2 separate regions of the Homo sapiens genome follow, and region 2 is linked to region 1. A link is a loop called in an ENCODE intact Hi-C map of the cell type or tissue named here. Cell type or tissue: PC-3. All regions are shown on one strand. Links, peaks and the distances in the headings refer to the core of each region. The heading gives the core; the rest is flanking DNA. Region 1 has its middle 17 kb from the start of MID1IP1-AS1. Region 2 holds the start of LOC124905177 (a long non-coding RNA gene).

Evidence for each region. Hi-C counts contacts between places; a loop is a spot of excess contacts. Peaks named below come from ENCODE experiments on the same cell type or tissue, not always from the same donor. Only the 100,000 strongest peaks of a DNase experiment are listed, where the experiment ranks them.
Region 2: it touches region 1 in a loop (9-fold over the local background); 4 of 110 quality-filtered maps call a loop at or near these places.

Annotation. Positions count from the first base shown.
Region 1 is chrX:38,812,277-38,829,337 of GRCh38, forward strand. No RefSeq gene overlaps it. Among named protein-coding and RNA genes, the nearest start is that of MID1IP1-AS1, 17 kb to the left of the region's middle. In PC-3, for the core only: no CTCF peak of the experiment used is centred there; a DNase peak (open chromatin) is centred at 8,645; H3K27ac peaks cover 935 bases.
Region 2 is chrX:38,870,702-38,887,762 of GRCh38, forward strand. It overlaps LOC124905177 (a long non-coding RNA gene), which reads left to right and starts at 46. Exons shown (of 2, transcript XR_007068213.1): 1 at 46-143. RefSeq lists a silencer at 1-9 and an enhancer at 9,094-9,143. In PC-3, for the core only: no CTCF peak of the experiment used is centred there; DNase peaks (open chromatin) are centred at 9,940 and 12,760; H3K4me3 peaks cover 909 bases; H3K27ac peaks cover 4,868 bases.

The sequences.
Region 1 (17,061 bases), core at 5,022-13,021:
TCTATAGTAGCCAAAGTATGTGTAGAATGCAAGGAGCGTGGTTAGTGTAGATTAGTCATTCAAAAGAAGGTGTAGTATTTTATAACATCTAATTGACATTGCAGCTTATAACTCACAGATGCTTTGAGGATATAATTTTGTTTCTGTTGTGATAAGTGCTTGTTGATAATTTCTTCATAGCTTAAATGTTTTTAGGGAAGTGCCAATTTAGATGGTTAAGTCTTGTGTTGGGGTCTGGGAGGAATCTCAAGAACCAGCAGCCCTTTTCTTCTAGTGGGTTTGGGAGCAGAAGAAAATGCCTGCTCCCTGCAGCCATATTGGCTCCATGTGGAAAAAAGGAGGCACCAAGACAAGCCTGTCTAATATAGTCTTTCCAAATTTTCCAGATGTGGTTCTTCACTCCCCCATCCTGGGTCAGTGTGAGTAACAGGAGTGATGGAGAAAGGCAAAATATGTTTCAGGACATTCCTGGCCATTGGAAACCTGAAGAGTGGGGAGAAATTGTTCTCTTCTGATAGCCAGCTGTGATACCTTTTTCTCTGACTCGAAAGGCAACAAATATTAAGTAGAAGCATATGAAATTGCCATTTTTGTTGATCAACCAACATGGTCATTTTGTTGGTCAACCAAAATGGTTGAATGCTCCCTGATTTCAGCAGTTAGATACCCCTCTTGTGGGTGTGCTATAGTATTTTCCCATCATTTTATGAAACTATTTTTCACTAACTCAGAGTTGGCCTGATGTTGAGGTAGAAGGGGTAGGGGACAAAAGGAGATAGGGGGTGGGGCAGGGAGGATATTATATAAAGGAGACAAATAGAATGGAAGAAAGAGGAGGATATACAGATAAAGCGAGGGAATGAAAAAGTGGCAGAGAGTCTGTGGCAAATTGTATTTTCTAAAACTGGATGCAAAGTTATTTCCAACCCTACATGTACTTCTACAACCTTGCCACCTTCCTTCAAGAGGTAGAATCTCTGTCTCCACCAATCAAATTTAGGTGGGGCTTTGTGGGCTGTCTTGACAAAATGAATGTGGCTGTCACTTCCAAGGCCAGGCTATAAAAGGTGGTATATCATCCTCTTGTATGAGATGTGTGACTCAATATTGAGATGCTGGCTCTTGGAACCCAGCTACCATGCTGGAGGAAGCCCAGGCCACATAGAGAGGCCACCTGTAGGTATTCCAGCAGACTGCACCACTGAGGTCCTAGCCAACAGGCACCATCAACTGCTAAACATGTGAGGATGCCTTCAAATGATTCTAGCCCCCAGCTTTCAAGCCACCCCAGTTGATGCCAAGTAGAACAGAGACAAGCTGTCCCCGTTGAGCCCTGCCCAAATTTCAGACTTATGTGCAAAATATTTTTATTCTTTAAACCACTGAGTGGTTTGTTACACAGCAATGGATAACTGGAACAGAGACATTTTTTTCCAGATTTCAGGAGAGTGTAGAACTAAATGGAAACAATTGAAAGTAGAATGTAATCTATGGAGCAGGATCTGTTCTATCTCATTTACCTGAGTAGCCACTTATAATAAACCTGGAAGCTTTGGAAACATTTATCTAATGGCTGGCATTGAGAACAGAAGGATTTGAAGTGATGGATGATGAGAGAGGTGCTCAAAGTAACATTTTACAATGCTGTGAAAACTCAGCATGGTAGGCAGAATAATGGCCCACCACAGATGTCCATATTCCATTCACTGGAACCTGTGAGTATGTTACCTTGCGTGGCAAGGGATAATTAAGGTTGCAGATGTGATTAAGGTTGTTAATCGCCTGACCTTCTGATAGGGAGATCATCCTGGATTATGGCCTTGTATGGGTCCTTGATGGACCCAATGTAATCACAAAGTCCTTTAAAAGATGGAAGTAGGAGGCAGAAGAGTCAAAATCAGAAGGATGTAGCATGAGAATGACTCCATTTGCCATTTCTGGCTGTGAAGATGGAAGAAGGGGCCATGAGCCAAGAAATGTAGGCAGCCTCTAGAAGCTGGAAAAGGCAAGAAAACATTCTCCTCAAAGCCTTGAGAAGGCGTGCAGCCTTGCCAACACCTTGATTTTAGCCCAGTGAGACCCATTCTAGACTTCTGACTTCCAGAACTGTTAGATAATAATCTTGTGTTGTTTTAAGCCACCATGTTAGTGAGAATTTCCTGCAGAAGCAATAGGAAACTTATTTTAGTTTTCTATTGGTATCTAGCATATGGCCAGGAAACAAAAAGGTTATATATTCTTGGCACCTAATCCATTTGTTGCCTTTTGGATGGTTAAAATAGAATTTCTAGCACAACAACCTATTGAAACAGTACTAAAAGGTCCTTTTTGTCTTGTTTTGTGAAGGAAACTTGATTTTTCTTTTAAGCTCTAATCTTGGTGACAGTGGCTCTGCATAAAAAGATACTACTTATGGTGCTGTCATTGTATTACTAAAAACCTTGCTTCAAATATAGCAGCACTATTTATTATGTATTTGTGATTAAGATCTTAGACCCAACTTCTCTTTCTTCATGCACCATTCTTACTTCTTTCCTTTCAAAACATTTTGTGATTCTTTTGTGTAGCATTTATTTCTGTAGCCTCCATTTCATTATTATTTTTGTTTTTTATTGCCATATAATTGCACATAATAAATGCACAGATATTACATATATAGTTTAAGTTTTGATAAATGCATACAGCCATGACTAACACCTCAAAGTACAGAACATAACCTTCACTTTAAAAAAGTTACTGCATCTTTCTTTCTTTCTTTCTTTCTTTCTTTCTGTCTCTCTCTCTCTCTTTTTCCTTCTTCTTTTCTTTTTTTTTTCTTTTTTCCCGAGATGGAGTCTCATTCTGTTGCCCAGGCTGGAGTGCAGTGGTGCAATCTCGGCTCACTGCAACCTCCTCCTCCCGGGTTCAAGCAATTCTCCTGCCTCAGCCTCCCGAGTAGCTGGGATTGCAGGCATGCACCACCACGCCCAGCTAATTTTTGTATTTTTAGTAGAGATGGGGTTTCACCATGTTGGCCAGGCTGGTCTTGAACTCCTGACCACATGATCTGCCTGCCTCGGCCTCCCAAAGTGCTGGGATTACAGGCATGAGCCACGCGCCTGGCCTTTTTTTTTTTTTTTCCTTTTTTTTTTTTTTTTTTGAGACAGAGTCTTGCTCTGTCACCCAGGCTAGAGTGCAGTGGTGTTACCTCGGCTCACTGCAACCTCCGCCTCCCAGGTTCAAGTGATTCTCCTGCTTCAGCTCCCCAGCTGGCTGGGATTACAGGTGCCCGCCACCACACCCTGCTAATTTTTTGTATTTTTAGTAGAGACAGGGTTTCACCGTGTTGGCCAGGCTGGTCTCGAACTCCTGACCTCAGTCAGGGTGATCCACCTGCCTTGGCCTCCCAAAGCACTAGGATTTCAACTGCACCCAACCCCCTCATGTTCCTTTCTGATCAATCATCCTCCTCACCCCATCTCCCACACAACCACTGTTCTGATTTTTATCTTCATATAATTAGTTTTGGCGGTTCTTGAACTTCATATTAAGAGAGTCGTACAGTGTGTTCTCTTTGATGTCTTGCTTCTTTCACTTAACATAATATTTTTGAGATTTACCCATGTTCTCGCATAAGTCAGTAGTTCATTCCTTTTTATTGCTGAGTAGTTTTCCATTTTATAAACGTCCATGACTTGTTTATTCATTCTTTTGTTGATGGACATTAAAGTTGTTTTCATTTTTTTTTTTAGCTATCATGCACAAAGCTGTAAATAATATTCTAGTGCAAGCCTTTCTTTTTTGTTTTTGATAAATGCATAGAAGTGAGATTGCTAGTTCAAAAGATAGGTATGTATTTAACTTTATAAGAAACTTCTTTAAATGAAAAACCTTACACAAATTAAATTTAGCAGAGTTTAATTGAGCAGAGAATGATTTGTGAATCAGGCAGCCCCTGAACCAGAAAGGGTTCATTCAGAGAGACTGGTGCGCTGCCGAGTGGTTGAAGATTTGTGGACAGAAAAAGGAAAGTGATGTTCAGAAAATGGAAGTGAGGTACAGAAACAGCTGGATTGGTTACAGCTTGGTGTTTGCCTTATTTGAGCACAGTTTGAACAGTTGGCCACCTCTGATTGGCCAAAACTCGGTGATTGGCAGGAGAGTAGGTTGCAGTCAGTTTACACATCCAGTTAGGTTACAGTTCACTATGTAAAATCTTTAGCCTGAACTTAAAATGTGTCAGGAAGCAGCTTTAGGCTAAACTTAATTTAACACTGCCAAGGAGTTTTCCACAGCTGTTATAACATTTACCCTCTCACCAGCAATGTTTGAAAGACGCAGTTGTGCAGCCCCTTTGTTGATTAGTGGCTCCTCACCATTGATTCCTTACCATTGGGACCTAGTACTCCTGGCTCTCATTGAATGGTGATGAGTTAGTCTGGAATGCAGCATAAAACCTTTTCAAAGGAGGGAAGCATATTAGATATTGTCTCAGTGAACATAAGGATCATAATAAGAGAAGTGGTGTTTGCTAGTTGTCAATTAAATATGAGGGCCAGGGAAGGCAGAAAAAAGAAATCCTTGAGGAAAGAGCTTCTTTTCTTTCACCTGATTTGTTCTTTAAGGCTTTATAAGACACTGCAACTAATTTCTGGATTGTTCTGACTGGTTATTTAATCTGTAGATTTTCCAGGCCTTTCTTTCTCCTCTTTTTTCTACCTTCATTTACTTCACTGCTTGTTAGTATATGCACTGATGAAAACTCACACTAAAAGCTTTACATTCTTGTTGATAACACTCATAAAGACTTGTAAAGACCATAAACTCAAACTCAAAGCAATCATTCCTGAACTAGGCCCTGCAGGAATTGGGAAGGAGGCTAAAGGAACTGGACTGGCTCCCATCCCCCTCCCCTCCCCACTGCGATTCTGGGAGGCAGAGTAAACAGGAAGTGGGGTATGAGGGGGAGGAGTAGCTGGGAGAGACACTCCAGAACAGTCTGCACATGCTCAAGGCAAACTCAGAAGGAACAAAGTTTTAAAACAAAGGCCCAATCCCTCCCTCTCTCCCTTCTCTCTTTCCTTCCTTCCCTCCTCAGCCTGTTAAGGTGCAGTGGAATCAAATGCAAGAACTCAGATGTGGTTCCAGGAATTTTCAAGCTCACTGCAAAGACGGAGTATAGACAAACAATTTAGCAATACCATGAGAGAGATAATGGAGTTATGCTGGGCTCTGGGAACATGCAGGAGGAAGCTTGCAAGGTCAAAGAGTCTTCACAGAAGTGGTACTTCATTCAGCAAATATTTATTTAGCACCTACTTACTATATGCCAGGCACTGGGCTATGTGCTGGCAATGATAGTGAACATTACACAGTCTGTACCTTAAAATGCTTATTGTCCAGAAGAGGTTACAAACAAGCAAAGAGGTAGTTACAATGCAGCCTAATAACTGCTATGATGGCTGGGTGCTGGATACTCAGGAAGGGCCCCAAATGAGGACTAGGGTTTGAGGAACCATCTCTTGGCAAGTAACCTCTGTGCTGAGATCTGGGGGAACAGTGTGGATTAACTAGGTGACAATGAGGTTGGAATGGATTCTCTGGGGCTGTGTCTAAGAGCCTGGGAGCAGCGATGGGCAGAGGGTGAGAGAGGAAGGCAATACATGAGCAGAAGCAACATTATGAAGAAGGCTTAAAAATGTGTGAAAGACCTGCTTCCTGATAGTATGTGCTGAGAAGGACCCATCACTTCTGCCAAACATGCATAACCTAAATTTAATCACGAGGAAACATCAGGCAGATCCAAATTGAGAGGAATTCTACAAAATATCTGATCTATTCTCTTCCAGAATGTCAAGATCATGAAAGGTAAAGACAGAGGAACTGTTCTAGGAGAAATAGACACTTAAAGAGATAGGAAAATGGAATGCAGTATGTAACACTGGATTAGATCTTGGACCAGAAACATCAACATCTATATGTATATTTACACCTCTTTTGCTATAAAAGACATAATTTGCTTAATTGAAAAATATGAGTAAAGTCTGTATTAAATAATGATATTGTAGCAATGCTAATTTTCTGATTTTGATCATTGTACTGCAATTGTGACAGTTATTTTTCTCATTTAGAGGAAGATATACACTGAAGTATTTATGGGTACAGGGCATTGTGTTTGCAATTTATTCTCAAATGATTCAGAAAGAAAGCAATGAGAGGGAGAGAAGTAAAATTAGATATTTGGGTGAGGGGTATATGGACAGTTTTTGGCACAGTTCCTGCAACTTTTCTGTAAGCCAGAAGTTATTTCAAAACAAAAAGTTTTAACAAACTGTGCTCAGTACTTTATTCAAGGACAATAGGAAGTGGTAGGCCATTGGAGGGAGCTGTGCTTAGAAAGATGTCTCATGCTGCAAGGTTCAATCCAGGGAAGACTCATCACCAATTTGAAGGCTCTTATAATAATGCAAGTGAGAAATGATGCTGACCTCAAACAAAGTGGTGGCTGTGGACAAAGAAGTGGATAGATAAATGAGATAGTTAGGAAGTAGAAATCAAAGCACATGAGGGGACTTTATGGAGATTTTAGAGAGAGAAGAGTCAAGGGTGGCCTTTGGGATTCTTCCTGGGTGACTGAGTAGGTCTATGTCGAATGCGTGAGATAGCACTAAACAAAAGAGTAGATTTTAGAGGGAAGGATGGTTTTAGTTTTAGACATTATCCCCAAACTAGCTCTGGCTGCAGCCTTTCTTATCTAGGTTGATGACAACTCCATCCTTCCAGTTGCTCAGGCTTAAAACTTTGGAGACACCCTTGATTCCTCTCTTTCTCACAATCCACGTTCAATTTGTCAGGAAATTTTGTTGGCTCTGCCTGCAGAAAATATCAAACATCTGACACTTCTCACCACCTCCACTGATACTATGCTAGTTCAAACCACCATGATATTTCACCTGATCTCTTTGCATCTATGCTTTTCCTCTACAGTGGCCAGATGGATGTCACTATTTTAGAAGTGATATGTCACTCCTCTGATCCAAACCCTGCACTGATGCCTCATATCTTTCAGTGTAAATGCCTTCCAAAGGCCTTCCAGACCCTTCGCAGAATGGCTTCAGTACTGCTCTGATCTTATCTCACACTCTTCCTCTTGTTTCCTCTGTTTCAGCCACATTGATGCCCCATGCTCCAGCCCTTGAGCCCTTGCTCTTGCTGCTCTCTTTTCTGGAACATTCTTTTCCCAGATATCAAAGTAACAGAAAACCCCAAAATAACAAATACTTAAACAAGATATAATTATTTCTCACTCTTCGATAAAGAAAATGTGAAGTTAAGCTATCTGGGAGTGCTATTGTGGCCCTGTGGTGTGCCATCCAGCCCTGGGCTCAGAAATTTATGCTTCCATAGCCTCAGTACCTCTCCTTAAGGATATTTCATGGCACAAGATAGATGCTGGAGCTCAGGATATTACGTCTATGTTTCAAGCTGCCAGCAGAACAGGTAGAAAGAAACAGAGGAGTACTAAGTAGTTGCTTTCAATTGAGACAGTTTCATCATAAGCAGCAACTTACTCACAACTGATAATTTAAAGGCCTTTGGAAGGAATTTGGCTTTTACATTGAGAAACTGTATTTAGTTGCTATGAAGGCTGGGACATGCAGTTGTTTAAACAGGTGGCAACAAGCCCTGATAAAAATTAAAGTTGTGTTACTAAGGAGAAAGAGGAGACTGGATATTGGCATAGGTAGCTAGTAGTGTTTGCCATAGATCTTTTGTTTTTCATTTTGATGGTCTCACCATTCCCATATCCCCTGACAGCATGACCACAGGGTCTGGTTCCATGTGACCCATCTTCACTGTGGGAAATGGGTGGTGGGTAGCCTGGGTTTTGAGCCACACTGGTGAGGTAGTAGGAAGAAAAGACAGGCTAGGGTAGAGGATGTGGGAAGCCTGGACATGTAGGAAATGGGAGGAGAAATAAATGCAGGAATGAGGGCTCTGCTCTTTGATTAATTAAAGCTAAACTGAAGTTTTAATCTTGCTCCTGATGTTTATGCTTGTTTCTTTTTCCTCTGTAACCATAAACACTCAGGGTGGTCTCTTGGTGATTTAGCATGACAAGACCTAGTTGTTCTGCTGGGCCTGGGTATGAAATCTGTCCATGTTCAGAGTTTCTAATATTTTTCATTCTATTTTCATTTTCATTGCAGGGAAGGACATTGATAATGCTTTCTAGCCATGTGTGAAGTTTTGCTGCAAAGAGGTAAAAAGGACTTACAATTACAGTATATTTCAATAATATATTTTCTGAGGCATAAACTTTTGTGGGACAGAAATATGTACTAAATTTATTTATTTTAATAAACTAGCAGAATTAAAGGATTGCAGGAATTAAAACAAATAAAACCCAAGCGATCATGTCCTAGAATTTGGCATGTCCATAAATAACTTTTAAAAAGAAGGCAAAATATACATATTACAATATATCTCATAGAAAAGACTTTAGGGATATCCAACATTCTCCAACCACTGGTCATCTCTGCCTGAGTGACAGGAGGACTCTTATTTTTTGTTGTCTCATTTTAAAATTATTGATTTGTATAATTTTTAAATGTACATAAAGCCCCACCCTTAAACCCAAGGCAGGACAAATAGCTAAGGGATGATGAATATTACTCAATGAGGAGGCAGCTAACACGTGAATGCTTTTGTGGGACACAAGCCATGCAGCCTGTGGCACTGCAGTGGTGGCACATGTGTTGGAGGTAAGGGGAGCCCGTACTTATCCCAACTCTTGAGTTACCAAGAAACTCTGTTCTAACTTGGTACAAACCAACTTTGGGGGAAGTGTGGTATGGTCAAATAGTTTCCTATTCTATTGTAGGGGTAATGGCTAAGCAGAGGCCCCTGTGTTTTTCTAATAAAAAGCCCAGGGCACAATAATCAGATTGTTGCCAACCCAAATAATTAGTTCTAACATTTCCGACTTACCTATTTTGAGAAAGACTGGAGGAAGAATAGAGATCTTTAAGGTGACGAACACTTGGAAATGAAGATTCTTCTAAACCTCTAAGGCAACAGTAATATGGACACCTGGCAAAACATTTAAATGTATGTTAAGTATTTAGCAAAATAGGAAGGTAAACGATGGGGATTAAATACTGAACTGTGGAGAAATGGAGACAGAGAAGATGAGACAGCACGATTGGTGTAGAAGGCAGCTCTCATGATGGCAATGAGACTGTGAGGAGCACAGCATAGCTGAGTAGGATGAGCCTGCTGTTCAGGAAAGGGAGGGAGTCTATGCACATGGTCAGAGCCATGGTCTATGAGACTAGAGGAAGGGAGAGAGTCTAACTCAACATGTTTTTGTCTGGAAGATGCCTCTCAGAAAGGTAGAAATAAAGGTCTTGATGTCTGGTTTTTTGTTTTTTTTTTATTTTTGTAAGATCAAACACATTCCTACCTCAGCAAGCTAATTCCTTTCCCAAAGATGTGTTTGTAGTTCTGTGGAAATAGCCTAATTCTGTGATATAATGCCTGGTAGGAATTCTAGCCTTTTCTCTATAAAGGTCAGTTTCTCACTAGCAGTTCTTCTCTCATGGAAACAGAGATCTGATGATTATTCCAAGAGAAAATAATTGTCTACATTTGTTGATTTAAGCATTTTGCCAAAAGAAACCATTTCTTCTCTCAATTGAGAAAATGGTCTCATCTAAAAAATCATTATTTAATATGGTAGAAATTTTCATTTCAAGATGAGACTATGATTCTGTGCATTCATGGGCACCATGTCTTGATAGGTCATGACAACATGAGCATCCGTGTTAAATAAGAAAGAAGCCCTTTGATTGGACATTATGTCTTAACTCAGGTAATAATGTTACCTCGGCCGGGTGCAGTGGCTCACACCTGTAATCCCAGCACTTTGGGAGGCTGAGGCGGGTGCATCATGAGGTCAGGAGATCAAGACCATCCCAGCTAACATGGTGAAACCCTGTCTTTACTAAAAATACAAAAAATTAGCCGGGTGTGGGGGCGGGTGCCTGTAGTCCCAGCTACTCGGGAGGCTGAGGCAGGAGAATGGCGTGAACCCAGGAGGCGGAGCTTGCAGTGAGCAAAGATCATGCCACTGCACTCCAGCCTGGGCGACAGTGCGAGACTCCATCTAAAAAAATAAATAAATAAAATAAATAAAACTAAAATAAATAAATAAATAATGTTACCTCTATGTTAATAGTAGGACAATTTATTTATTTAGGCTGTTTTAACAATATAACTATCTTTACTCATTCTGGGCATCATGGTTTTTAAAATATGGTTTATTCAGATATGTTTGCAGGTATTATATTTTTATTCAACTTGAAAGAACAGTGTCTTTTGTTTTTAAATCATGAAAGTTAAAATTTACAAAAATAATCCACTGTGTTACTTGACTCTGATATTTTAATCACCTAAGTCAAAAAAGTCAAGGTTGCTCTCTCGTGGCAAATATAAATTGCAGATGACCTTGCTGTTTATTTCTATCTATTCATAGGATAGATTAGAGGTTTTACAAAATCTTCAAACTAAGAGAGTTACTGAGGTGCATACTATTAAGGTAACATGAAAAACGTCACCACTCATAGGTTTTCCCCCGGTTGAAAAGCAGATGAGTTTATGACTTTAAAACAATCACCCGAATAAGGGATGTATCTCACAGAGGGATATTGTGTGGGAAGAAATGTGTCAAATACTGAGAAACCAGATATAAAAAGAGTAATATGATACATGGAGAAGAGGTAAATATGTTAATCTTGACTATATGAAAAGTAATGACCTAAGAGATGACCTATTTATCCCTTAGGAAGAGGACCGATGTGCTTTGCTAGAATGAAGCTTTCTCCAACAATAGTTGTATCCCTTCTCAGCTTCTTATGATGGTTTCACACTAAGGTGGCATATATTTCCTGGAAATATTTCTTTCTTCCCAAAGCAATTAAAAATGCAGGCTCACTTTTAAAAGTCTCCTATGAGAATTAACTTGCATATGATACTTAACAACTTAGTAAACATTAAAGTGTCATAATGATGCTGAACCTTACAACAGGGGTACATAAGTCTACCTGAAGATAAAGATGTAAAAGGGAATGCTAAATATTCATCAGATTGTAACTAAAATCATAATAATAAGACATATTGGTATTATAGTTCTTATAAGTTAAGTAGTAATTCTATGTAAGAAAATAATTTAAGAAGTGCTTCTAATCTAATATTCCACCTCCCCAGGATTACTTGGAAGTAAGTTAAAAACCCTGATGAAAAAGTTGTTTATATAAATGTATGCAGTATATTATTTATGTGTGTATTGAAAGCCAGACAATGAAATTCATAAAAGATTAGAGCTAAAATGAACCTTAGGGATCACCTAGTATATTTTCCATCAACTAATTTGTGACAAAGGCAAGACTAGAATTTAGGTCTCTCAACTTACAGATCTTTTTCTTTCATTACATTGAATTCTTTGTTGTCCCTATTTAAATTATTTAATTTGCTCAGAAAATTAATAATTTTACCATATTATTTTACAATTTTATCCTTGGAGATGAATTTCTAAAATTTTGGGGATATTAGTTACTGGTTTCTATGGGAAGGGATCATTTCATAATGTGTATAATAAAAAATTTTTCAGGCTAAGAAATAGGTTTGTTTACTTCACACATGGGCTAGGAATGCTTACTAGCAAGATAAATCTCTACTTTTTACATTGAAAAGATCTTATTTTTATTTTATGAGTTTTGTAAACTTTTTCTTCCTTGATGGTAATTTTGAGCCCCTATATAAATCAAAAATTAAACTCTCAAACCTATTGTAAGAGCGTAAACATTCAAAGTTTTGGTACTACAACTTTAAGGAAAATCTAAAGTCCTTTCTTTGTCGTTGTCTCATTCAGATCATAATAAATATTTCATTCCCAATTTAATGGATTTGGCTTGGAGGTGCCTTACATAGCCATATTGTAATGTTCGGGTTTGGTTTGTTTTAAAAATTTATAGCAGTTCCAAGCAGAAGTTAGATCTGTTCTCACAACTGCCAATACCGCAGGCCATTTTCTATAAACATCTTCTCAAAAAGAAATCAAACACACACTACCCAAAGAACCAGAGACACAGCTGTTTCTGGTTCTGATCTTAAGAGCCATCAACTTTTGCTTGGCACAGTGCAAGTGAGAAGGGAATTGATGAAGTCTGATCACCTATTCCAAGAAGTTCTGCCTGGGGATGGAAAGAATGGAAGAGGATGTCTCTGACATCACCTTCTTATTTAATTCAAAACTTATTTCCTAGCTGAGATGAGAAAGTAGAAGTAGTGAGAGAATCCATATAGTTCAAATAAGATAAAATGCCATTTATTTTGTCTTTCTTTTTTTAAAAAAATATAACCCCTTTGAGTTAAATGTATACTTGCCATATGACCCAGCAATTCCATTTGTAGGTGTTCATCCAAGAGAACTAAAAACATATATCCACATAAACACTTCTACACAGTTTTCATTTTATTCCTAAAATCCCTAAACTGGAACCAATCTAAATGCCCATTAGTATAGTATAGCCATACGATGGAATACTATTCAATAAAAAAGGAACAAACTACTGATACATAACACAATATGGATGACCTCCAATATTATGCTGAGCAAAAGAAGTCAGAGATAAAAGAGGAAATAAAGCAAGATTTTATTTCTATGAAGTTCAAGAACAGATGAAACTACTCTCTGGAAGAACACATAAAAATAGTAGTTTTCAAGGACAGGTAGTGGGGAAATTGATTGAAAAGAAGCACAAGAAACTTTTGGGTTACTGCTGTGTCTTGATTTGGAGTAGTGGTCATGTGAGTGTATATCAGGAATTTCTCAATCTTAGCACTACTGACATTTTGGTCCGGATAATTTCTTCTTGAGGAGGGCTGTCCTATGTATTATTGGATGTTAAGCAGTGTCTCCAGCCTCTACCCCTTTTCTATTGTGACAACCAAAAATTTCTTCAGAAATTGTCCCCTGGGTGGCAAAATTACTTCCAGTCGAGAACTACTGGTGTAGTTCCTCAATCCCCATCAAAGTGTACACTTAGGATGGGTGCGCTCATTTTACTGTATGTAAATTATACCTCAATAAAGTAAATAAAAATAAGCCCTTTTGGGGAAGGGCTTATTTGGGCAAGAGTAACTTTATAGTGGAGAAATCTAACAAACACCTTCGCAGCCAGGTGAACAAGGTCAACATCAATAGTGATCAGTCATGTTGACAGTGTGTACCTTTGATGTGATGATGAGAAGAGAATGACACTTTATCTCTGTGGTCTTCCTTACAAAAATACATAACCGCAGTCTAATCATGAGAAAAACATCAGACAAATCCCAATAGAGGGGCATTTTACAAAATACATGATTAATACTCCTCAAAACTGTCAAGGCCATCAAAAACAAGGGAAGTCTGTAAAACTGTCACAACCAAGAGAAGCCTAAAGAGACATGATCACTAAATGTAATGTGGTACTCTGGATGGGGTCTTAGGACAGGAAAAGGATAGTAGGCAAGGAAACTAAGGAAACCTGAAGAAAGTATGGACTTAGGTTAAAAATAATATATTGGTCAGACATGGTGGCTCACTTCTAGAACCACAGCACTTTGTTTATTATTATTATTATTATTATACTTTAAGTTCTAGGGTACATGTGCACAATGTGCAGGTTTGTTACATAGGTATACATGTGGCATGTTGGTTTGCTGCACCCATCAACTTGTCATTTACATTAGGTATTTCTCCTAATGCAATCCTTCCCCCAGCCCCCCACCCCCCGACAGGCCCTGGTGTGTGATGTTCTCCGCCCTATGTCCATGTGTTCTCATTGTTCAACTCCTACCTATGAGTGAGAACATGTGGTGTTTGGTTTTCTATCCTTGTGATAGTTTGCTTAGAATGATGATTTCCAGCTTCATCCATGTCCCTGCAAAGGACATGAACTCATCCTTTTTTATGGCTGCATAGTATTTCATGGTGTATATGTGCCACATTTTCTTAATCCAGTCTATCATTGATGGACATCTGGGTTGGTTCCAAGTCTTTGCTATTGTGGATAGTGCTGCAATAAACATACGTGTGCATGTGTATGTATAGTAGCATGATTTATAATCCTTTGGGTACATACTCAATAATGGGATGGCTGGGTCAAATGGTATTTCTAGTTCTAGATCCTTGAGGAATGGCCATACTGTCTTCCACAATAGTTGAACTAATTTACACTCCCACTCAAAGTGTAAAAGTGTTCCTATTTCTCCACATCCTCTCCAGCACCTGTTGTTTCCTGACTTTTTAATGATTGCCATTCTAACTGGTGTCAGATGGTATCTCACTGTGGTTTTGATTTGCATTTCTCTGATGGCCAGTGATGGTGAGTATTTTTTCATGTGTTTTTTGGCTGCATAAATGTCTTCTTTTGAGAAGTGTCTGTTCATGTCCTTCGCCCACTTTTTGATGGGGTTGTTTGTTTTTTTCTTGTAAATTTGTTTGAGTTCTTTGTAGATTCTGGGTATTAGCCCTTTGTCAGATGGATAGATTGCAAAGATTTTATCCCATTCTGTAGGTTGCCTGTTTACTCTGATGATAGTTTCTTTTGCTGTGCAGAAGCTCTTTAGTTTAGTTAGATCCCATTTGTCAATTTTGGCTTTTGTTGCCATTGCTTTTGGTGTTTTAGTCATGAAGTCTTTGCCCATGCCTATGTCCTGAATGGTATTGCCTAGGTTTTCTTCTAAGGTTTTTATAGTGTTAGGTCTTACATTTAAGTCTTTAATCCATCTTGAGTTAATTTTTGTATACAGTGTAAGGAAGGGATCCAGTTTCAGCTTTCTACATATGGCTAGCCAGTTTTCCCAGCACCATTTATTAAATAGGGAATCCTTTCCCAATTTCTTGTTTTTGTCAGGTTTGCCAAAGATCAGATGGTTGTAAATGTGTGGTGTTATTTCTGAGGCCTCCGTTCTGTTCCATTGGTCTATATATCTGTTTTGGTACCAGTACCATGCTGTTTTGGTTACTGTAGCCTTGTAGTATCGTTTGAAGTCAGGTAGCATGATGCCTCCAGCTTTGTTCTTTTTGCTTAGGATTGTCTTGGCTATGTGGGCTCCTTTTTGGTTCCATATGAACTTTAAAGTAGCTTTTTCCAATTCGAATCACAGCACTCTGAAAAGCTGAAGTGGGAGGATCACTTGAGCCCAGGTGTTGGAGACCAGCCTGGGCAACATAGTGAGAGCCCCATCTCTACAAAAAATTAAAAAGGAATAATATATTAATATTGGTCCTTAAATCCCAGCCAATGTACCACACTAACGTAAGATGTTAATAGGAGAAACTGTGTGTGGAATATATGGGAACACTGAACTTTCTATGCAATTTATCTGTAAATCTAAAATTATTCCTTTTTATTGAATCAAATTAAATCCTACTCAGCCCTAACATGACCAGAGCAGGTTTTAAGATCATTCATGAGATCAAAGGACTAGGTGTAGATGACAATGACTTAATAAAATGCTGTTTTCATGTTTGTGGTTTGCAGTATTATGAACAAAAAAACCCAACAAACTTACCAAAAAGCGCAATCTGTAGATTTCAGAATGCTATATAAGTTCAGTGTCAACTCTAAAAGGGTTTGTTTATATAAAAAATTTCATGTTAAAAATTAAGCCCCTTGATAGGTCATTGGATGGGAAGAAAGAAAAAAAATTTAAAAAAAGCCCTTTTAGAATTGACATTGAGTTTATGTAGCATTTAGAAATCTACAGACTTGTATGAACAACTACATGCCAACAAATTGGAAATCTAGAAGAAATTTTTAAATTCCTTAAGACATGCAACCTTCCAAGATTGAACCATAGAGAAATAGAAAACTTGAACAGTCTTCAACAAAATAAAGGCCATATATGACAAACCCACAGCTAATGTCACACTGAATGTGGAAAAGTTGAAAGCCTTTCCTCTAAGATCTGGAACTAGACAAGGATGCCCACTCTCACCATTTCTATTTAACATTGTGCTGGAAGTTCTAGCTAGAGCAATTGGGCAAGAGAAAGAAATCAAAGTCATCTAAATTGGAAAGGAAGAAACTGAATTGTCCTTCTTTGCAGATGACATGATATTATATAGAGAAAATCCTAAAAGCTCCACCAAAACACTAATAGGACTAATATTTCAATTCAGTAAAGTTGCAGGATAGAAAATTAACATATAAAAACCAGTAGTGTTTCTATAAGCCAACAGTGAACTATCTGAAAAAGAAATTTTAAAAAAGTCCTATTTGCAATATGTACAAAAAAAACCTTAGGAATAATTTTAACCAAGGAAGTGAAAGTTCTCTCCAATGAAAACTATAAATCATTAATGAAAGAAATTCAAGAAAACACAAATAAATGAAAAAAATCGCATGTTTATGGATTGCAAGTATTAATATCATTAAAATGTCCATACAATCCAAAGCAATATACAGATTCAGTGAAATTCCTATCAAAATACCAATGACATTCTTTATGACAATAAAAGAAATCCTAAAATTTGTGTGGAACCACATAAGACCCTGAATAGCCAAAGCAATCGTGAACAAAAAGAACAAAGTTGTAGGCATCTTATTACTTAACTTCAAATTATACTACAAAGCTATAATAACCAAAACACTGTGGTCCTGGCATAAAAACAGGCACTGACCAGTGGAATAGAATAGAGAACCGAGAAATACATTCATGCACCTACAGCTAACTGAATTTTGACAAAAACACCAAAAACACACATTGGGGAAATGACAGTCTTTTTCAATAAATGGTTCTGGGAAAACATGCTGAAGAATGAAACTAGACCCCTATCTCTTACCATATACAAAAAATCAACTAAAAATGCATAAAGGCTTAAATGTAAAACCTAAAGTTATGAAACTACTAGAAGAAAACATATGGGAGTCTGGGTGCAGTGACTCATGCCTGTAATCCCAGCACTTTGGGAAGTCGAGGCGAGTGGATTGCTTGAGCCCAGGAGTTCAAGATCAGCCTGGATAACATGGA
Region 2 (17,061 bases), core at 5,835-13,834, 59 kb after region 1:
AGCCGGCTGTCCTGTGTCTCCTCTTTTTCCTGCCCCCAGTGACTTGCATTTTCTCTGAGACAGCTGCCATTCTAGTCTCCCAGCCATTCTTAGGAAGAGACGTGCCTGTCTCTGGGAAGAGGCAACTTCTCTGCATGTCAGAGGTAAGGGGAATCATGTGACATGTAGATGGGGGAAGAGTGGGAGTTAGGGGTGGGAGAGGGCCCAATCTAAAGTCAACAAAAATCCTATTTTTCTTCCCTTAACTTTACACTCTGTTGTTTTCCCAGGCTGTGTATTATCTGCACACACACACACACACACACAGACACACACAATGCAGGAATTCTCTCCACAGTGCCCCTTGTTGATGGCTATCCGGACACCTGCCTTAAATACTTCCAGTGATGAGGCTCACTCTCTTCTGAGGCTGCCCTTTAAAGTCCACTATACAAATATCCCAGATACCCACTTGTATGCTACAGGTTCAATGTTGCGAACTCAGCCAGACCAGGCCCTCTGAGGACCACAGGTTTAGACCAAAATGGTTTTGGCCTTTAAAATGAAATCATGAACTCAGTTGCCTTCCGGGTCCACCACTCCCTGGCTTTGGACAGCTGTTAATTCTCAAGGAGCCTCATGCTGGGTCTTTGTATGTTTAATGTAAACAACACCATTGTGTTTCAAATTCTGTTACAACTACCTTTGCTTCCTGTATTTGCTGAAAGTGGTGTTCTTGTTTTTGTTTTTAGTGGGAGTAGGGAGTCAAACTAGCCTAGGTGAAAAGTTTCTAAGTAACTCTGAATAAAGAAGTGCATTTTTCAAATGAAATGAAGGTACATGGAAGTTGGAATCATACAAAGGACATTGGACTTGAATTTGTCCTTAGATACTTAGAGACTGCAATACCTTTTCGCTGTTTTATGTTTAATTTTCTTCTGGTGTTTGTTTTGCTCCACTCTCCTGGAGGCTATTCAGCTGTTTTTTACTATGGTTCTGAGGACATTTCTGTTGCAAAAATTTATCAGCTAGGACCCTTTGCAAGTATTTAAAAACCCAACTCCAACTGTCTTAAGGGGTAGTTAGAGAAAGAGTGCTGGTTTGCATAGTTTGCATAGTTTGCATAGTTTGCATATGGTTGCATAGTTTGCATAGAAGTTCAGGGTAGATGCTGGCTTTAGGTAAGGCTTGATCCAGGGACTCTCGTGCTGTCACCAAGACCCATTTCTGTCCATCTGGAGATTCATCCTGACTCTTCTCCTTCAATTGGCTTTCTTCTCAGACTTCACAAGGCAACAGGGCACTGGCAATAACGTCTCATTATTTTCTCATTTTAAATTCTGCTAGTCCAATCAGAGGGAAGCTACCAGACAGGAGCTACCAGAAAATAACTCCCTTTCTCTTTCTTTTTTTCACACCTTGATATGAGAGGTTAAGCCCTGCCTAGATCATTTGGACTTAAGATCAAGGGAAGAATCTGTGTCCAGATAAAAATCTGGGTTGTTGTTGGAAGAGAGGGTAACGGGTACTGAGAGACAAACAGAGAATGTCCATAGAGAGACAGCCATCAGTTTTCTTCTTGGATGCTGTCACCCCCTCAGTAGGACGCATATGTAAATATACATAAGAAACAGCCAGTATTGGCAGCTACAGCTTCAAATAAAACAGGGACAAATCAGGAGCTTTTTTGGAATGGAACACCAAGAGGAATTTCAAAATCAGTGACAATACTAAGAGGGTGATGGAGGAAATTCCACTCTGGGTGGTGGGAGGAGGAGAAAAATGAGGAGAATCAGAGAACACAGTTCAAGTTGTTTGGCCATAGTATCCTCCAATACTATATAATAATATGAATAGCAATCCTTTGCAATAATGTGTATTATGACTTCAGAAACTACCTAGGTACTTTACACGTATTAATGCATTTGACTCTCACAATAACCCTGTGAAGTCAAAACAATTAATATTGTAATCATCCCCATTTTATAGATAAGTAAATCAAGGACCAGAGAGGTTAAACAACTTGCCCAAGATCACAGAACCAATAAGTGGCAGTGCTGGGATTTAAATCTTGGTGGCTCTTAACTCCCCGTATTATAGTGTCTCCAGTGTATGAAATGAATGCACAGAAATGGCAATACTCTGGTGGCCCTAGGGACAGAAACATGGCTAAGAGAGTGCTTGAGTCATTCTCTAAAGCTGGCAGCCTCAAGGACATAGGAGGATGAGGAACAAGGGAAGGAAAGTTCACTTCTTCATTATAGAAGTAAAAAGGGGATAATTATGTCCCACACAGCACAATAAAGTATCAAGTCTACAGACTACAGTAGAGTAGGTGAAATGTAGGGTGTGGATTAGCAATCAGAAGCCCTGGGTTCTTTGCCAGGTCAACCACTAACTCGTAGTGCAACTGTGGACAGGTCACTTAACCTCTCTGTGCCTCAGTTTTCCCTTCTGTGAATAAGGATGACTGTTGTCTTGCCTCCCTTCTTTTATCATTATGGAGATTAGACAAGATAATGTGAGATGAAACACTTTGTATAGAGAACTCATAATTATGCCTTCTATAGGCACTTAAAAGCTTATTTGCAGTAATTTATGACATTGCCATTGAGGTACTTTTATTTCTAAAAAGCCTATTTTTCTAAAGGATATTATATAGCATCTTCTAGAAATAACTTACCTTTTTAAAATTATATGTTCCATGTAGATAATTTAAAAAACAAAGATGAATACAAAGGAGAAAACAATGAAATCACCCAGAAAAATCTACTCAACATTATTTTTTCAGTTGATTTTCTATGCCTGTCTATGCTTTTTTTAAAGCGAATAATGTTTCAATCTAATATTTTTTCTTACATACATACACTCTTTATTTTTTGCTATCTACTTTTTTCCATTTAATGCATTATGAATATATTTCCTTGTCATTAATCTTTTGCAACAGTGATTTCCAAATTTTCTGACCAGGATCTGTAATAAAAAAATTTATATTGCTACTCAGTAGACACACATACATAAACACACATTTGCCCAATAGTTATCCTTATAATATATTGTGTATTCTGATATTTTCTATTCTATTTTATAATGAATTAGTATATAAGAGAATACACTATTTCATGATTCACTACTTGATTACATGAGCCACAGACAGATCATATTTTGTAGTTTGAAAAATATTAACCCACAACATCTATTTTGTTGGTTAGATGATAGCCCATTGTAGAGATTTGCCATAATTATTGAACAAATCTCCAATTGTTGGACTTTCTTATTATTTCCAATATTTTGACATTCATTCTTTTGTTTATTAAATCGTTAAACCAATATGTATTAAGTGTTTACTACATGCCAGGCACTATTCTAGTTGCTGAGGACACAGAGGTGAACTAGATATATTTGGTCCCTACAGTTAATGCACTTGTATCCTATGGAGCACAGGGAGACAGACAATACGCACATCTAGAGACCAGGAAATCCCAGGAGACTGTGATAAGAATTGATGGAGTGGGGTTACTTTAAGTGATGGTTGGGAGCTCTCTGAGGGCCGCTTTCTGAGGACTCTCTTAAATGCCAGCTCTCTGAGGGCTGGCATTTAAGCTGACACTATAGTAACAAGAAGATATTGTTGAAGTAATTCTTGAGAAAATCCGGGGTAAGAGAATCTGGGCTGGGAGAACAGCTAGCAGAAAGGTCCTAAGGTCGTTGAGAGCTTGGCACTTTTGAGGATCAGAAGGATGGCCTGTGTGACTTGAGAACAGTGAAGAAGGGGGAATGGCCATAAGAGATTAGTCTGGAGAAGTTGTTAGAGGGTAGATCATCCAGAACTTTCTATCACAAACATACTCCATCTTTGCTTACAACCGCAGTTAGGTAATGAGGAAAAAGTTCAAGAAGTGTCCTGAACAGCAGCAGCTGTGGGTGGGGAATGTTGGATGTCTGGGAGACTGAGAGCTGGCCCAGTTTTTTGAATGAAGGCCTCTGTGCTAAAGAGGATCTAAGGTTTGTTGGAGGAGCATGGCCCTGGCACAACACTTTGTCCTTTTCCAAGTAGGTCCTTCATAGGGGATTTAAGCAATAGAGTATTTTGTTTTAAATTCTGAGCTATTATTTTTTAAAATTTGTATTTTCAATAGCTTTAGGGGTACAAGTGGCTTTTGGTTACATGGATGAATTGTGTAGTGTGAAGTCTGGGCTTTAGGAGTGCCCATCATCCAAATAGTGTACATTGTACCCAATAGGTAATCTTTCATCCCTTATGCCCCATCTAGCCTCCCCCATTCTGAGTCTTCAATGTCCACTATACTATGTATGCCTTTGCATACCCATTGATTAGCTCCCACTTATAAGTGAGAACATGCAGTATTTGGTTTTCCATTCTTGAGTTACTTCTTGCTGCAAAAGAGATTATTTTGTTCTTTTTTAAGGCTGAGTAGTATTCCATGTGTGTGTATATGTATATGAATATATATGAATATATGAATATATATGTATATATACGAATGTATATATATATATATATATATGTATGAAACTGGATCCCTATGTATATACCACATGTTCTTTATCCACTCATTGTTTGATGGGCACTGAGGTTGATTTCATATCTTTGAAATTGTGAATTGTGCTGTGATAAACATGTGTGCAGGCATCTTTTTCATAGAATTGACTTCTTTTCCTTTGGGTAGATGTCCAATAGTGAGATTACTGGATCTAATGGTAGATATACTTTTAGTTCTTTGAGAAATCTCCATGCTGTTTTCCATAAAGGTTGTACTAATTTACATTCCCACTGTCAGTGTATAAGCGTGCCCTTTTCACTGCATCCACACCAACATCTACTGTTTTTTTTTTTTTGCTTTTGAACAATAGCCATTCTTACTGGGGTAAGGTGGTATCTCATTGTGGTTTTAATTTGCATTTCCCTGATGACTAGTGATATCGAGCATTTTTTTCACATGTCTGTTGGTCATTTGTATACCTTCTTTGAGAAATGTCTGTTCATGTCATTTGCCTACCTTTTTTTTTTTTTTTTTGAGAGACAGAGTCTTGCTCTGTTGCCCAGGCTGGAGTGCAGTGGTGCGATCTTGGCTCACTGCAAGCTCTGCCTCCCGGGTTCACGCCATTCTCCTGCCTCAGCCTCCCGAGTAGCTGGGACTACAGGCGCCCACCACCACACCTGGCTAATTTTTTGTATTTTTAGTAGAGATGGGGTTTCACTGTGTTAGCCAGGATGGTCTCGATCTCGTGACCTCATGATCTGCCCGCCTTGGCCTCCCAAAGTGCTGGGATTACAGGCTTGAGCCACCGCGCCCGGCCATTTGCCCACTTTTTAATAGAATCATTTGTTTTTTTCTTGCAGATTTGTTTGAGTTTTTTGCAGATTCTGGATATCAATCCTTTGTCAGATAGACAGTTTGCAAGTATTTTCTCCCATTCTGTAGATTGTGTATTTACTCTGTTTATTATTTATTTTGCTGTGCAGAAGCTTTTTAGTTTAATTAAGTACTATTTATTTATTTTTGCTTTGTTTCATTTGCTTTTGGGATCTTAGTTGTAAATTCGTTACCTAGGCCGATATCCAAGACTTTTCCCTTGTTATCTTACAGAATTTGTATGGTTTTGGGACTTAAGATTAAAGTATTTATTCCATCTTGGGTTAATTTTTGTATACATTTGGTTATCCAATTTTCCCATCTCCATTTATTGAATAGGGTGTCCTTTTCCCAGTTTATGTTTTTGTTGGCTTTGTCGAAGATCAGTTTTTTGTAAGTATTTGGCTTTATTTCTGGGTTCTCTATTTTGTTCCATTGCTCTATATGTCTCCTTTTATATCAGTAGTGTGATGTTTTGCTTACTATAGCCTTGTAGTATAATGTGAAATTGGGTAATGTGATGCCTCCAGATTTGTTCTTTTTGCTGAGGATTGCTTTGGCTATTTGGGCTCTTTTTGGTTCCGTATGAATTTTAGGATTTTTTTTCTATTCTGTGAAAAACGATGTTTGTATTTTGATAGAAATTACATTGAACTATAGATTGATTTGGGCAGTACAATTATTTTCACAATATTGATTCTTCCAACCCATGAGCATGGGATGTATTTCCATTTGTTTGTTTCATCTATGATTATTTTCATTAGTGTTTTGTAGTTCTTCCCGTAAAGATCTTACAATTTCTTGGTTAATTATGTTCTTAGGTAGTTTATTTTTTTGCAGCTATTGTAAATGGGATTGAGTTCTTGATTTGATTCTCAGCTTGATAATTATTGTTGTGTAGCAGTGCTACAGATTTGTGTGCATTGACTTTGTAACCCGAGACTTGCAATAAGGTTTTTGCTAATTTACTGCCTGGTGCTCAACACCTAGGGCAAGGCTTGACACATAGTAGGTGTTCAATACATGTCTGTGAAGCAAACAAATGAATACATGGACATCCCCCAGGCCTAAAGGCAAAGGACAGTGGTAATTTCTGACAAATCATTATTGCACATTCAAGTTTTTCAAATGTGACTGTCTATTCTCATGCAAACAGAGAAGAAAGGACTTTCATGTGATGAAGAAGAAGAGAGCATTTCTTTCAGCTCCTCTTTGGTAAAGTCACAAATAATCTCTCAAAAGCCACTATGTATTTATTTGGTCTTTTTTTTTTTCTTTAATGAAATGCCATGACGCTTCACCAGCTGCTTTTTGCAATGAAAAAAGATAACACATTGGGATTACCAGGAACAGATGTTGAAGAGGCCTAGAAATCTGATTTTTCCACATCAGGGACCCTGTTGTGTGCTGAAATAAATTAACAGGGTTATTGGAAGCTAGATGTTGGTTTCTTTGAGATTGCTTATTGCCTTGAAGAAGGGAGGGTGGGGAATGCCATCACAGGACAGCGCTGGAGGAGCCTCCAAAGGAAGCCTTTGCCTGCCAGGGTCTCCCTGCTGCTCTGGCACTAGCTCCATGTGACACAGCTTTCCCCTACTCTGCATGCTCATCCTCATCATAAACCCATGCCCTCGGTAAACTTGAATGGGGCAAGACAGACACATTTTATTCTGGTGCTTAATGAATGCCTCTCTTGACTTTTTTTTTGTCTTCTGAGTAAATGGCCTAGGCCTGGTGCTTTGAGATACAAAAACCATTTCAGTAATCCATATAGGGCAAAATATGTGGAATAAGGAGAGATCTCTGAGAGATCAACCAAATACCTCCCTAAGGAATTTGAACTCACAAGTGTGGTCACTGGGTAAGAAAACTGCTTTGATCTTCATTGATATAATTTTCCTTGTGGAAAGAAAGAGACATTCTATCTATGTGGGAAGATTTTCTTTCCCTTTTAACAAGATTGTTCTCTGTCATTTCTTCAGCTTTTAATTGAAGCATAATGACCATACTGGAAGTGCACAAATCATAACCATACAATTTGATAGATTCACATAAAGCCAACACAGCCATGGAACTACCACCTAGATCATGAGAGTGAATGTGACCGGCACTCTGGTCCTTTCCCCTCGTGCCCCTTTCCAGTCACCTCCCCCACGAAGGGTGGCCACTATCTTGTCTTCTAATACAATAGATGAGTTTTGTCTAGTTTTGAACTTAATATGAGTGGAATCATGTAGCATACACTTTTTTTGTGTCCAGCTTCTTTCATTCAACACATTTGTGAAATTCATCTATATTGTTATGTGTCGTTGTAGTTCAGTTATTCTCATTGCCATAGAGTCATACATTGGATGCATTTACCACAGTTTATCCTTCTTACTTTTGATGGGTATCTGGGTAGTTTCTAGTTTCTTTTACAGTTATAGCTAATGTTGCTTTAAACATTTCTTTCCATGAGCCTATGTACCCATTTCTGTTGGGTATATTCCTAGGAGAGAAATTGCTGGGTCATGGGTTTGTGTATATCCCACTTTAGTAGATGCTGCCAAACAGTTCTCCAAAGTGGTGGCACCAATTCACACTCCCACTGGCAGTGCACAAGAGCTCTGGGCTTCATTATTTTGCTGTTGTATCGTCCTCCCCTATGCCTCTATCTTGGGTAACTTTCAGCCACCGCCACTGTGAATATCTGAGTATGCCTTGGCAGGATTTCACTTGAAAAAGGCTGTTCTCTGGAACTGTCTTTCCTACTTTCTCTTAAGTACTTTCTGTAGCCACAGAAGTGCAGACCGCTTAGCATCTGCTCAAGTACAAAACTGATCTTTACATAATGCTGGCTGGGATTGGGGGAAGTGCAAGTAGAAGAAACCATTCTAGTCATTGAGCTTTGTTTTTTGGAATTATAGTCTTAAAATGTCTCTAATTCCCTGGATGTTAATGCTTGTGGAAGGAATAAGTGAGAGTTAAACTTCCCTTCTGAAAAAGAACATAAGCAGGTATTAAAAGAGAGTTATGAGAATCAGTAAGAATTATAGTTAAGGGTGGGACTGCCTGGATTCAAATCGTGGCTCCATCACTTACCATGTGACTTTAGGCAAATTACTTGAAATCTCTGCTTCAGTTGCCTCAGCTGCCAAGCAGAGAGAATAGTAACATCTATGTCATAGAGGTAGATTTGTGAGGACTAAATGGATTAATACATGTGTAGCTCTTGGAAGAATGCCTGTCATGTGGTAAGTACTATGTGAGTGTTAGCTGTAATGCCTATCTTAAGTCTTGAACCCTAGAAGCAGTTCCTGTGATGCCACAGAGTCATACATTGGGTACATATACCTACGCTGAAACTAATAGAAGTGTGAATTGGTGCACCCACTTTGAAGAACTGTTTGGCAGCATTCATTAAAGTGGGATATATACAAATCTATGACCTAGCAATTTCATTCCTAGGAATATACCCAACAAAAATGGGTACATAGGCACACGGAAAGAAATGTTTAAAGCAGCATTAGCTATAACTGTAAAAGAAACTGGAAACTACCCAAATGCCCATCAAAAGTCAGAAGAATAAACTGTTTTGTTCAAGTTCAGTTGAAAGAGTATTCTCAGGAGGGGGAAGGCAGGAAGCAGGACAGGGCATAGGGAGGAGCTAAGGATGTGGTTGAGCTGGAGCCCAGCTTTAACCTGATTCCAGGGTGGTTCTTGGGGCATAAATGACACCAGAGTTATCTTACCATGAAGCAAGGGGGTTGACTTTTTATACTGTTATGTCAGTCAGTCATTGGCTATGAGATGCTGGGGCTGGGGCACTTTGGACTGGGGACTCAGTTCCTGTTAGTTGAGGACAATCCTCCAGAGAAGGCTGCAGCTGTAAGCTCTTAGCAGTCAACAGCTCACAGCAGCTGGAAGCTGGGTGCACCTGCCAAAAAGGGGATCTGGGCGGGGCAACAACACTGTTTATTTTTCATAGCCAGGTTTTTATTGTAGTGACATCAGAAGAACTGTAAGGCCAATGATAAAGCAAGTCTTTCAGAGGTAAGGCACATAGCTTCCTGGGCATTCTTTTTCAGGAGCAGGAATGTCCACATGTGCTCACGAGCCCGAGAAGTCTGTACCTGCAGATGAGTGATGAGCTCGTGAATGTACCTGCTCCTCCAACAGCAGTTGCCTCCGTATAAGCTTAAAGCATTAAGGCTCCCCTTGTCATCATGTTCCTTCCACTCAAGCGGCCCCTCCCTTAGCCCTGCTTCTTGGGATACTTACCTTTCTAGACCACTACTTTTAATCTAAGTTTTTCTCTGCCTTCTGACCATCTCTATTCCTATGAGGGAAGTGAAAAGAAATGTACAAAATACATCGTCATTTATTGGAGGCTCACTGGCTCCTTAGTCTGTTTGCTTGGCAGTGAAATGTCACCACACCAAGAGCTCATGACTTAATCAGCATTTATATAATCTGCCCCTCTCTTTGGGAGATGAAGCCAGTGAGCTCTGCTAGATGCATGTTTGATTTCTAGAAGGTATTTCTGCTGGCCGTGACTCTCTCAGTATCCAGCTCTCCACTTGCACTGAACAAGGCAACATTAAAGCAAGCTGAGTCACTCTGTAGACAAATAGGAAGCCACTTACTTCCCTGTCTCTGCACCTAGGGAATGCTGGGAGAGCCGGTGAACACCCCAGCACTAGTGGGGCTGGGAGTTTTAAAGTACTACATGAAAAAGCCAGACTCACACTAACATACACATTTCTTAATTTCAATTCAACAAAGTGGGAGAGGTGCACATCAGCCTACCTGGGAGGTAAAATCTGGGAAAGGAAACTAGAATGTACAGTGGCACTAAGCTGAAATCTGCAACATGTACCATTTTCAAGCATTGGTTTGTTAGATAGTAAGTAGTTTGCTCATTCATTCATTCAGCTGGTATTCAGTAACTATCCTCTATGTGTCAGTTTCTGTGCTCCATGCTGGACCTATCAAGGAAATTAGCCACAAAACAAATAATTGTAATTGTGATAAGTATTATAAAGGGCCAAATCCAGTAGGAACTGGGAGCTCTAGCATATTGCTTACTACTACCAGGAGAGAAGTTGGGAAGATTTTTAGCATAGGGACTGCTACTTCTGACACACATGAAACTTTGTGGGTTCATCAGAAGGCCAAAACCAAAAAGGTTAAAAAATTAATTTTTGGACTCCAGTGCTTTGCATGCAATGAATGACTGCACAGATGCCTGCCAGTTCATTCACACATTCGTTTGACAAACATCTGAACACCTCCAGGACATACCAACTGGACAGACTCATTTTTGATTCTTCAGGTATAGCCATGTGCCACATCATGACATTTCAGTCGATGACAGATTGCATATACAATGGTGGTCCCATAAAATTATAATGGAGTGATATGATGGAGTAGGCTATACCATCTAGGTTTGTGTATGTAAACTCTATGATGTTCACACAATGACAAAATCGCCTAATGTGCATTTCTTAGAGTGTATTCCCACCCTTAAGCGATGAATATCTGTAGTAACATTTTTGCATTCTGCATCAAGGGCATCATCCCTTTCTTCTATCCTCCCTGGGCTGCTCTGCTCAGATATACCTGAAGATCACCTGGGTAGGTTAGAATTTAAAAGAAAACCCTGATGGAAGAAGAAAATGATTCCATCAAGAAAAATTGTTAATTGTGTTTTCTAAACCTTTTCCCCAAGGAGGTTTTCAAGCAAGCGGTGAATTTTCATGTGCAAAGCAGGAGGGCTTGTTTATGTCTTTAACCTTGATGAACAACAGGAGAGCTGGCCAATGTTCGTGTGATTGTTGGTCACTACGTGACTCAGTGGTCAAAACAAAACCCATGGGACCTGACTCCTGAGGCCTGTGCTTCACTATCAGCCATAACTTCCTCATTTCTTTTTATGGCTGGTGGATTTGGCCCTTTAAATAGCATTGCATGAAGCTAGCGCAGTCAACAGTTCAGGATTTGAGCTAAATGGAGGCAGCATAGGCCAGATAGGTAATGTAATACAGTAGCACAGCAGCAGCAAGAGCAACAGTAATGATAGTGATAGCAGGAGTAGGAGTAGTAACCATATTGTGTGTGTTGTGCACTGTACTTAGCACTTGTCCTCATTATCTTATTTAATTCTCTCAACGGTCTCAGGATATATGTACAATCAACCGTCCACATCCATAGTTCCATATCTGCGGATTCAACCAAACTTGGATAGAAAATATTTTTTAAAATAACAATACAAATGTAAAAATAATACAAATTTTAAAAACCAATACAGTGTATCAATTGCTTTGGGAAACTGAGGTGGGAGGATTATTTGAGGCCAGTAGTTTGAGACCAGCCTGGTCAACATACTGAGATAACATTTACACTGTATTAGGTATTATAAGTAATCTAGAGATGACTTAAAGTATGCAGGAGGATATGCGTAGGTTATATGCAAACACTAAGCAATTGTATATAGATTTTGGTATCCATGGGAGGTTCTGAAACCAATCCTCCACATATACCAAGGGACAACTGTGTTAGTATTATTGTTCAATAGAGGTCAGCTAACTTGCCCAGGGTTACAATGGTTTAAGTGGCAGACTCAGAAGTGGAATCAAGATCTTTCTGACCGCAAGATTTATTTTCTTATTTCAATTTATCATCTCTCAAGAAAGTGAGCTTTGGGATAAAAGAAAAATAAAACTGCCAGTTAAAGCTCTATGAACATGGTGAGGATATTTAAACATTTTGTCCTTTGGTTTTCTTCTCTGAAAAATGAAAATAGCTCAGAAGAGTTGTGAAAATTAAATGGATTAATTAATTTAAAATCTCTGGCACATAGTAGGCACTCAATAAATGTTAGTTTCCTTCCTTTTTGAGAAAGCCACTTGGATTCCTTTGCAGGATGGAAATCAAGGAAGCATTAGCTCAAGTTGAAGCTTTTCAGAGATCTGAAACTAATACTGCCTGAGTTTTTCCAACTCAGGAAGGAGGCTAGTGAAATATCACAGCCCTCAGCCAGGTGGCCTGTTACTGAGTAAACCCTGATGGGAAATGGTGGCAGGGGACTACTTCTGTTACACAGGGTAGCTGATATGCAAACATAAGTCACTGTATTGCCATATAAAGATTTAGTTCATAACCGTGTGATACTATAGTTACTTTGAGAGAAGAGAACTAAAAAAACTCAAGCTGTAGTCCAGTGAAATTGTTCATTTTTGGTAAAAGAGATTCTGGCAGTTTGAGACTCCATCCCTGGTTGATTGTTGAAGCTTCCAGAGAATGAGTCCAGTGACTCCTCATCTCCTGTACTATGATTGGGCACTGAGTCACACTCCCAACCCCACCCTGGCCCTCTATGGCACTCCCCAACTGGCGTTCCTGCAAGCTTTCCAAACCAGGGTACAGTCATACTTCCCACAAACCTGCTAAGGGCTTCCTGGGACAGCGGATGCTTGAGGAGTGCTTGGTCAAGGCCTAGGTTTAAGTCGTGGTTTTGCCTCAAGTGAGGGATAACTCTCAGCAGTCTTGCTCATAAGTCTTTTTGAAGAACCAACTTTTTTTTTTTTTAACTTTTAAGTTCAGGGGTACGTGTGCAGGTTTGTTATATAGGTAAACTTGTGTTTACCTTGTGGGTTTTGTTGTACAGATTATTTTGTCACCCAGATATTAAGCCTAGTGTACCAATAGTTATATTTCCTGATCCTCCCCCTCCTCCCACCCTCCTTCCTCTGATAGGCCCCAGTGTCTGTTAGAACCAACTTTTCACTTCTTGAGTATCTCTATTGTCCGTTTATGTTCTTTGGCTTATCTTTATTGTTTCCTTCCTTTTGCTTTCTCTGAATGTAATGTGTTGTATTTTTCTTCTTGGAATGAATAATGAGATCACTAACTTTTAGCTTTATTTCCTAATTTATGAATTCAAAGCTATAAATTTCCCTGTAAGCATAGCTTTAACTGCACCCCACAAGTTTTGCTATGCTATATTTTTATTACCACTCAGTTCAAAGTTTTTTTCTAACCTTTATTGGGATTTTTTTTTTTACCTGGGAGTTATTTAGAAGTATAATACTTAAGTTCCAAATATTTGAGGATTTTCCAGTTATATATCCTTAAATTGCTTTTTAATTTATTCTAGCTGTGGTCAGGGAACATACTCTAAGTGATCTCAATTGTTCAAAATTTATTCGATGTGCTTTATGGCCCAGCTATATATAATTTTGGTAAATGTTTCATGTACACTTGATATATATATATATATAATATATAGTATGCAATATTAAACATATGCACAAAATATATCAATTAAATCAAGTTTGTTATTTGTATGTTTCAAATCTTCCTTATTGTTTCAATTTCGTGCCTGTTGTTTTTTTCTTTCTCTAACAGTTGTGGAGGGAAATAACTAACAAGGCAGAAATTGTAACAATAATCCAGGTCTCAGAATGAAGTACATATACCTACATTTTGCATTCCTTGGAATTCTTTTTCCATAACTTCCTGCTAACCAGAAAGATGTGAATTTGGGAAAGGTGGTCCAAAGGCTTTCTGTTGGGCTTGTATTTTCAAATGTAAGGGAGTTGCCTTACAATTCCTCACCATGATTGTGAATTTGTCTGTTTCCTCTTTATTTCAGTCAATTTTTGCTTTATAGTTTAAGGCTACATTATTACATACATATAAGATTGTTTTATCTTCCTGGTAGACTGTGACCCATTTAATCAAATGTCTATCTTTTTTCTTGAGATAGGGTTTCACTCTGTCACCCAAGCTGGAATGCATGATCTTGGCTCACTGCAGCCTCCATCTCCTGGGCTCAAGCAATCCTCCCACCTCATTCTCCTAAGTAGCTAGAACTACAGGAGCACGCCACCATGACTGGCTAATTTTTGTATTTTTTTTGTAGAGATGGGGTTTTGCTATGTTGCCCAGGCTGGTCTCAAACTCCTGGACTCCAGAGATCCACCCACCTTGGCCTCCCAAAGTGCTGGGATTACAGGCGTGAGCCACTGCACTTGGCACAAATGTCCATCTTTATGTCTTGTAATGCTTCTTCCTTTAAAGTCTACTTTGTTTGCTATCGTTACATCTACACCAGTTTTCTTTTGGTTAATGTTTGCATGGCATAACTTTTTTCATCTTTTTACTTTCAGATTTGCTGTATCTTTATACAAAAAGGCAGGGCATCGTGTCAAATGCCTAAAAAAAATGTCGGGCTCACTTCAATGTGTTTGCCTTCTCCCTGAGATCTTGACTTCTCCAGTTGTGGCCTCCTGGGTATTCCTGAACTCCAAGTTTTGCCTCCCTGGGTTGTGAGACTTCCAAAACCTCCATTTGGCTTCCTAGTGTCTCAGTTGCCACTCTTTTACTTGGTTTTTTAGACTCGTGACTCCAAGCCTCTTATGAATCAGCAGATTCATCAAGGGGAAAATTGGGTTCAAAATGCCAGATTCTTCTCAATGCATTTCCTTTCTCTACAGGATGCTGGTCTTTCAAGTCCCTGCTGCTTTGGAAGATCTCTGAGGCCTTCAACCACATTCTTTGTATTTATGTCCTACTCTTCTACTTGTTCTCTGTGGAAGAGAGACAGAGGAAAAAAGCTACTGTAACCTTATCCTAAGTGGATGCCTAGGTGAACATTTTGGATGGTCACTTAACCTAAGTCTCAGTTTCCTCATTAATAAAATGGGGGCACATGAGACATACCTCATGAGGTTGTTTCGAGGCTTAAATATACGTTAAATGTATTTTGTGAGCCTAAAAGATATTTAAACACAAGCCGCTATTACATCTTTACATGATTGAAGTTCCTGAAGGAGACCTGTAGTGGGTGTCTATACAGGGCAGTTGGTTCATGTGGCCAGGTCTACTTGGGGATGTGAATGGAAGTTTACTTCTTCTGGGAACTTTGATTGTTAATATTGTTGGATTTATCACTCTTTAGTGAAACAAGTTACTTCCTCATGGTGGTAAGAAGTCCCAGAACACTGTTCCAAACACTTTCCCAAAGGCTCATCCTTGAAAACCCAAGGCCATCAACAAGCCATTGGACTACCCTTTTTTCAAATACACATCTTTCTGGCAAACAGGGGATTCTTCTAAAATAATTTGAAGAAATGAAAAATACCAGCTTACGTGCTTCACTCTGAGATCATTTCTGTCCTGTTAGGTACAATCTTAGGGTTTATCCCTGACTTTTCCCCCTGAGCAAGTCTTACTCAGCTCAGGTGATATAAGACAGTTGCACAACTTATTGGTCTTTTTTGAGTAAATATTTGCTTGAGCTTCAGTTCTTTTTATCACTGTCCTGACAGTTCTACATTTACCCACAAGTTGTAGAACTCTCTGGCTTTTTCTCCCTGTGCAAGATCAGCACCATCCTTGTAACAGAAAGATGCATTTGTCCATCACTTGAGTGATCTTTTTGAGAGACCACTTTACCTCTTCTCTACTGAGTAGTGGATGATAAGACCTACTTCTAGTCCATTCCACCTGGCATTTGAAATATCACCTTTTTATACCCATTATCATATCCACTATTTAAGGAATCTCAGCATCCTGATGTCTTTTTGTCTATAGGAAACCTACTCTGACTCAAATCTGCCATTAAAGTCTGAACAATGCAGCCACTGATCAGGCCTCAGACAGGCTTGACTTACACATGTTATCTCAGAGGGATATCAATGTGATTCAGGATCACCCACTAAAACCTGAGCTCCAACTAGCCTTTTGAATTGGCTGACAAGCTCCTTGCCTGCCCTGATGGAACAGAACACCAGACACTATGGGGGGAAGTGAGAGGGAAAGTTCTAGTCTCTAAAGCCATGGTTTTCATTTGGGAGTTATGGGCAGTAGGGAAAACACTTCTACAATGCAAATTCCAGACTATACCTTTGGCCTACTAAATCAGAACCCAGGGTGGAGGCAACCCTTCCCCTTTCTTCTCCTTTCCCTATCCAAAGAAAAGCCATGGTAGCAAGGCACAGAGGGGGTTGAAGTGCCTGTGTGCCAGGGTCATCAAGAGAGCACTGGCATCTAAGGGTGGTAGGTTTGCCACCATTTTGACTGTGCCAGGGCTCAATAGATAGTCAAGAATAAAATTATTGGACAGCAAAATTCCTGGGTGTAGGAGACATAGTGCAGCTATACTATTTATTCACTCTGCATCTGGAAGTAATTGATTCAATCTCTTAAACAGCAATTTCTTAAATAGGAAGTGGGCTAATGAGATAGGTGTTTGGTAAAAGTTTAGTGCTTGACAAGTTGGTTTTTGTTGTTGATGCTATCAACAGCATTCTTCAAATGATGAAGAATTAGATGTTATCATCTTCAGTGCCTTTCAAGATTCCAAATGAAAATTGGCTGACTCAAGGTTGATTTGTACTAAACACTTCCTCATTATGCTAAACAGACGTCTCATGGCCAAGTTGGTTTGCCCTTTCTTCATTCTCAATATTTTAGGAACGCATGTTTACAATTTTTTAACTCTCTTGGAAAGAAGTTTGGTAATATGTATTAATAGGCTTTAAATGTCTCTTCCTCAGACCAAGGAAATTTTTAGACAGCTATTTTATTTATTTATTTATTTTATTTTTTGGAGAGATTATCACTTCTATTGCTTTATCCATACCATCTTACATATGACCAATAGGAGAATTTCTATTCCCTAATAGTGAGAGCTGGTTTATCTCACATTCTAATAGTA